Regions from separate parts of the Homo sapiens genome. Here region 1 is linked to region 2. Evidence: read pairs that join two places in POLR2A ChIA-PET (ENCODE). Cell type or tissue: PC-3. All regions are shown on one strand. Links, peaks and the distances in the headings refer to the core of each region. The heading gives the core; the rest is flanking DNA.

Region 1 (2,919 bases), core at 206-2,705, 720 kb after region 2:
GAGGAATAAAGCCAGGAAGTTGGAGCTTGCACTCTTAATTATTTGCCTAGGTTAAGCCTGATACGCTGAGCACAGAACGATGACATGTGACCGTGGATACTTAGGGTCCTCTTCCTCCCCATCCACTCTAGCAAACTAAGCCATACTGGCTACAGAAGCTTTTGGGAAAAAGAAAACATGGGCTGTTGGAAGGAAAAAGAATTCTTAAACTGAGTGCTCTAATAACTTAAATTTATTTCTGCAAATTGGGGAAAGATTGCCATGATTGAGTTGTGGGGGAAAAATACCTCCCTACTCAGTTCACAGAATCTCCCGGTTGTTCAAGAGTATCCTGAGAACTGGGTACACCTGAGAAGGGAAATTAGGATTAATGGGACTGAACCTTCCCTCTCCCTGTGCTCCAATCAGGTCTCCTGGAGAAGAAGCTTGTGCCCTTGTCCAGACTGTGAGACACAAAAGCTTGAAACAGCATCTCAGCACCAAGTACAGGAGGCTGGGGAGCACAGGAGAACCATATATCACGTATACCTCCCAGATAGCAAATATAACATGAAACTCCCATTTGTGTAATTCTATTTCCTATTGCATCTCTCACTAATGAATGTCACAAATATCAGGCCGTCCAAAAAACAAATTACCTCCTATATTAGGGAGTGCAATATGTCTCATTTCAGTGCTTTATGGTATTCACAAATACATGCTGACACAATCAGCTACAACACCAGGCTGTAATTTTCCATGGCATGTGATGTGTCAAAGCAAATGCTGTCAGTTAGGGGATCTCAAATAGATGAAGACTGCAAAAAACCACAGAAAGGACATTGGAGATTTGAATGAAACTAAACAAGCTTTGTAAAAATGGAAAAGTAGATTATGATGATCTCGTATCGAGTTTGCACCCTCCACTGCAAAAAAGCAACAAAAGAAGTTAATGAATTCTAGCTTGTAGAAACCTTCAGATGCAGTGTTTTAGTAAATGAGGAGTGAAACCATCCCACTGCAGTCTTAAGAAGGTCACTTGAGGATGGGCATTTGGGTACTTGCTCTTTCCTCCTTGCCACCAAATATTTTCCTTTTAAAATAACGTTGGAACATAGACTTTAATATAGGAGTCACAAAACGGTGGCTCAGTGACTCAGTTTGGCTTGCACATATGATCCTTTTGAGTCACAATTTTAAAATACAAATGAGTTGCCAAGGTGAAAAAAGTTACGAGCTTTTATATAAAAATCCTTATTACTCATTTCTCCTGAAAAATTGGCAGACCCAACAATACCGGGAAGCAGTCTCAAACTCACTCATTCATTCGCCCATCAAATGTGTATAAGTCGTTTACATTTAGAAGGCTCTATACAAGGCACCAGGGAAACAGTGGTGAAAAATGAACAATGGGGAGAAGTCCCAACTCTCGTGGGGCTCATATTCTAGGCAGGAAAGAATTACAGTTTTTTAAAAAATAATTAGTGGTAAAAGAATTAATGCAACTGGGTCACTGATTTGGGTTGGGTATAAGTGAAAGCTTCTCAGAGGGGTTGGTATTTGAGCAGAGATTGAGATGAAGGGAAATAATCCATCAGGCAGGGATCAGATAGGAAGAAGAGATGGGCTGGGAAGAAGTTCATTGTGGATAGGGACCCCAAGAAGGAAAGTGCGGCTAGGGAATAGATTTGGGGAGAGTGGTATGAGATGAGGTTAGAGAGAGGCAGAGGCTGGCTCCTAAAGCACTTTATAGAAAGGTTGGATCTGTTATAAAATGGAAGTCATTGATGGCTTTAAGCTGATCTGATGTATATTTTGAAAAGGTCATTCTTCCTGCATTGTAGAGAATGAGAGGAATGGGGCAGGAGAAGAGGTGAGAGACTCAGCGCCTATTGCATAGTTTAGGTGAGAGATGATGGCAGCTTGGACTGACCCCTGAGTGGAGGTGGAGAGAGGTGGGTTCCCATTCAGACTGTATTTGGGAGAGTGTGCAGAACCCCCCAATGAATTGGGCAGAAGTGAGGAAAAAAGAGGAATGAAGGATGAAGGCTAGAGTCAGGGCTTAGATTGTGTTGATCTTAACCAAGATGAGGGATACTAGAGAAGGAGCAAGTTTTGGGTAGTAGGAAGTTAAGCATTCTATCTGGGCTATGTTAGGTAGGAGATGTGTACTAAACATACACACAGTGATATCATAAGGCGGTTGGATCTTAGAGTCTGGAGTTCTGGGGATAAGTGTGAATTGGAGATGAATATGTAAATGTGGGTGCTGTTTCTTGTCCTGGCAAGAAACAGATGACAAACTTAAATGGGAAAAAGGAGGAGAGTTTTATGAAGAGACTGTAAAGTTATGGGCAAATAGTAAAGGAAAACCAACAAGGGATGGCCAAGCACTGCAGAGCTAGCAAGAAAGGGGAAGCCACCTTCACCCTAGATCTGTGGGGTCAAGGGGAAGGAGGGCTATCAGGAGCTGGAGAGAGAGGCTGTCGTGTGCCATTTCATAGACCTGTACAGGAGGGCACCCGGGGGGTCAAGGTGGTGACCTCATCCCCCCTCACCCTAGTCTCCTGCTGACTCCTTCCACTGGACACGCAGGCCAGGAAACCAGAGGACAAGGAGACCATACAGGCCAGCCTTGCAGGACACAAAGCTGGTCTGATGATGGGTGAAGCAAGATCACCAGCTGAAGGCTGCTTGTGGGAGGGGTACGGTGAGCTGGAGCAAGTGGAGAGGAGAGGAGAGAGAGCTGTTTTGGAGTGTGAGAAAGCAAGCAACAGGAGAATGGGGTAGATCCCAAAGAGTGGAAAAGGCCCCTGAAATCCATGGTTGTGGGTTTAAAGTGAGGTCAGCATGTTTTCTTTCCCAGCGAAACTCCGTTGCTCAGGTGCAGGTGTGCAGTAAGGGAGGGGCTTTGCGAGGTGAGCATGACAGAGGCAAAGA
Region 2 (2,919 bases), core at 312-2,811:
GGTGAAAGGTGAAGCAGGAGCATGTGTCTCACATGGTGGGAGTAGAAGCAAGAGAGAGTAGGGGAGGTGCCACACACTTTAAACAACCAGATTTTGCAGAGAAAGCACCAAGCTATGAGGGATCCACCTCCATGACCCAGACACCTCCCACCAGGCCTGACTTCCAACACTGGGGATTTTATTTCAACATGAGATTGGGGTGGGGACAAATATCCAAACTGCATCAACCTCTGATGTAAAAATCCAATAATCAAGCAGCAATATTTTAAGTGCAGCACAGAGTCTTCCATGTCATTATTTACAAGACCTGAATCTCTTTACATAATAACAAAATTGAATACAGACTTAGCCATTAAGTCCATTTAAAAAATCTGTCCTTTTACATGGTGACAGATTTCATTTTTTGTTATCTTTCTCTTTATCTTTTGCTCTTCTTTGACTTCCTTTTCTTATGTCTGTGTTTTTTGGCTTTTTTCCAATTCCCCTGCAGTACCTGCATGTATGGTTTTTTTTTTTTTTTTTTTTAATGTTTCTTGTGCTTTTCCTTTTCCTACTTTTTATTATTCTTCCTGCTATTCTAACTTTCTGCAGAACTGGCCCTGCTGCTATGGCCTCAAGTCTGGCCTCCAGAAGGGCTCTGACTTCTGCTCGGACTCTGGCTCCTCCTATGCCTACCTGGCCAACTGTGTCCAGGCTTTCTTTTGCTTTCTCCTGCTTTCTCCATTATCTTATCTTTCAGGACCTTAGAAGTGTTTCCTGAAGTTTCCTCATCTTTTACAGATACATAACTTCCACTGTCACTTTCATTATAATCTGGCTCAAAAGCAGCTTCATCAGTGTCTCTAGTTAAGTCAGGGGACAGTCGAGAGGAGTGACTTAACTGGGGTTTAGGGTTGGTAGCATTCTTCTCAACTTGCCCAGTAATTTGCTCTTTCTCAATTTGTGTGCCTGGTGGAATAACAATATCAAGTAACTGATTGCCACTTGACTCTTTGTTGTTCTTTGCTTCTAATATATGTGTCTCATGATCTTCACAAAGACTTTTATCTACAAATTTTGCCCCTTACCTTGAGTGTTTAGTATCATAAGTGGCTTTGTGATCATGAGGTCTTTTGGTCTCTTGAGTGACTAGAATTACTTTTTTTTTGGAATCTCCTCTGCCATTTTTAAGAAACTCTCTTTCCTCCATCAGCTTAGTTTTCCGTTCAGATCAGAAGCTATAGTTTATTGTTGTTGTTTTTATTTTTTATTTTTTTCATGCTTTGTACATACTTTTTATTTGTTGAATAAATGAATATTTGTCAATATGTACATAACCACATAGAGCGAGCATTAGATTTAGAGAGCAAAATATTTGGGTTCTAATATGCAAAGCCACTTACCAGCTATGAGGGCTTCAGCAAAGAACTGAATCTGAGCTCAGCTTCCTCAACTGTAAAACTAGGTTATTTGGACCTATGTGGCCTACCACACAGGCTTATTGCAAGGTTCAAATGCAGAAACATATGAAAGTGCTATGAATACAACTTAGAGCAATACAAACATAACAAGTAATAGCAATGGAATTTCAAGCTGAAATTCACACCCTTGGATTGTACCGATGTACTGATGGAGTCAATGAGAAAGTGACAAAATAGCTGATTACTAATGAGAGAGAACATGCCATTCTTCTGAGTGGGAAGGATTCTGCAACATCCTGTAGCTTGTCCCTGCAATTAGTCACTTCCCAAACTTCACAAAGATGTCAGAGACTCACAATCAATAACTCTCTCACAGAAGCACATGGGCCAAATGTCCCACGTTTATTTACATATGAAATGTGTTTCACACAGTTATTATGGATGGAGTGCATAACACCTGACAGCAGCAAGACCTTTTGAGGAACCGAACGTTGACTACAGTAGATCATGCAAGTATCTATAGATACACAAAAGAATTCCTTTTCTTAACAACAAAAAAAAGTACAAAACATGTTCAGGGATAAATGTAAGATATGAAATGCAAAATAAAACACAAAACAAGCCTGGGCATGGTGGCTCACACCTGTAATCCCAGCACTTTGGGAGGCTGAGGTGGGCAGATCACGAGGTCAGGAGATTGAGACCATCCTGGCTAACATGGTGTATCGGGGGACCTGCCCTGATAATCACGTAGGTTCTTTTCTATTTTCCTAAGCGTCAGCTGGCTTGAGAAATAAAGGGACAGAGTACAAAAGAGAGAAATTTTAAAGCTGGGTGTCCGGGGGAGACATCACACGTTGGTAGGATCCGCGATGCCCCACAAGCCACAAAAACCAGCAAGTTTTTATTAGGGATTTTCAAAAGGGGAGGTGTGCGAATAGGTGTGGGTCGCAGACATCAAGTACTTAACAGGGTAATAGAATGTCACAAGGCAAGTGGAGGCAGGGCAAGATCACAGGACCACAGGACCGAGGCGAAATTAAAATTGCTAATGAAGTTTCAGGCACCATTGTCATTGATAACATCTTATCAGGAGACAGGGTTTTGAGATCAACCTGTCTGACCAAAATTTATTAGGCGGGAATTTCCTCTTCCTAATAAGACTGGGAGCACTATGGGAGACTGGAGTTTATTTCACCTCTGCAATCTCGACCATAAGAGACAGGTACGCCCCGGGGGGGCCAGTTCAGAGACCTACCCCTAGGTGCGCATTCTCTTTTCTCAGGGACGTTCCATGCTGAGAAAAAGAATTCAGCGATATTTCTCCCATTTGTTTTTGAAAGAAGAGAAATATGGCTCTGTTCTGCCCGGCTCACCGGCAGTCAGAGTTTAAGGTTATCTCTCTTATTCCCTGAACAATTGCTGTTATCCTGTTCTTTTTTCAGGGTGCCCACATTTCATATTGCTCAAACACACATGCTGTACAATTTGTGTAGTTAACGCAATTATTACAGGGTCC

What was found. Peaks named below come from ENCODE experiments on the same cell type or tissue, not always from the same donor. Only the 100,000 strongest peaks of a DNase experiment are listed, where the experiment ranks them.
Region 1: POLR2A ChIA-PET joins it to region 2 with 6 read pairs; 1 of 35 experiments calls an interaction of 5 or more read pairs at or near these places.

Annotation. Positions count from the first base shown.
Region 1 is chr10:77,014,856-77,017,774 of GRCh38, reverse strand. The region is part of intron 17 of KCNMA1 (potassium calcium-activated channel subfamily M alpha 1); the gene reads left to right. Among named protein-coding and RNA genes, the nearest start is that of KCNMA1-AS2, 120 kb to the left of the region's middle. In PC-3, for the core only: no CTCF peak of the experiment used is centred there; a DNase peak (open chromatin) is centred at 1,204; H3K4me3 peaks cover 611 bases; H3K27ac peaks cover 1,365 bases.
Region 2 is chr10:77,736,513-77,739,431 of GRCh38, reverse strand. It overlaps the pseudogene RBBP6P1. Among named protein-coding and RNA genes, the nearest start is that of KCNMA1, 100 kb to the right of the region's middle. In PC-3, for the core only: no CTCF peak of the experiment used is centred there; a DNase peak (open chromatin) is centred at 1,661; H3K27ac peaks cover 1,263 bases.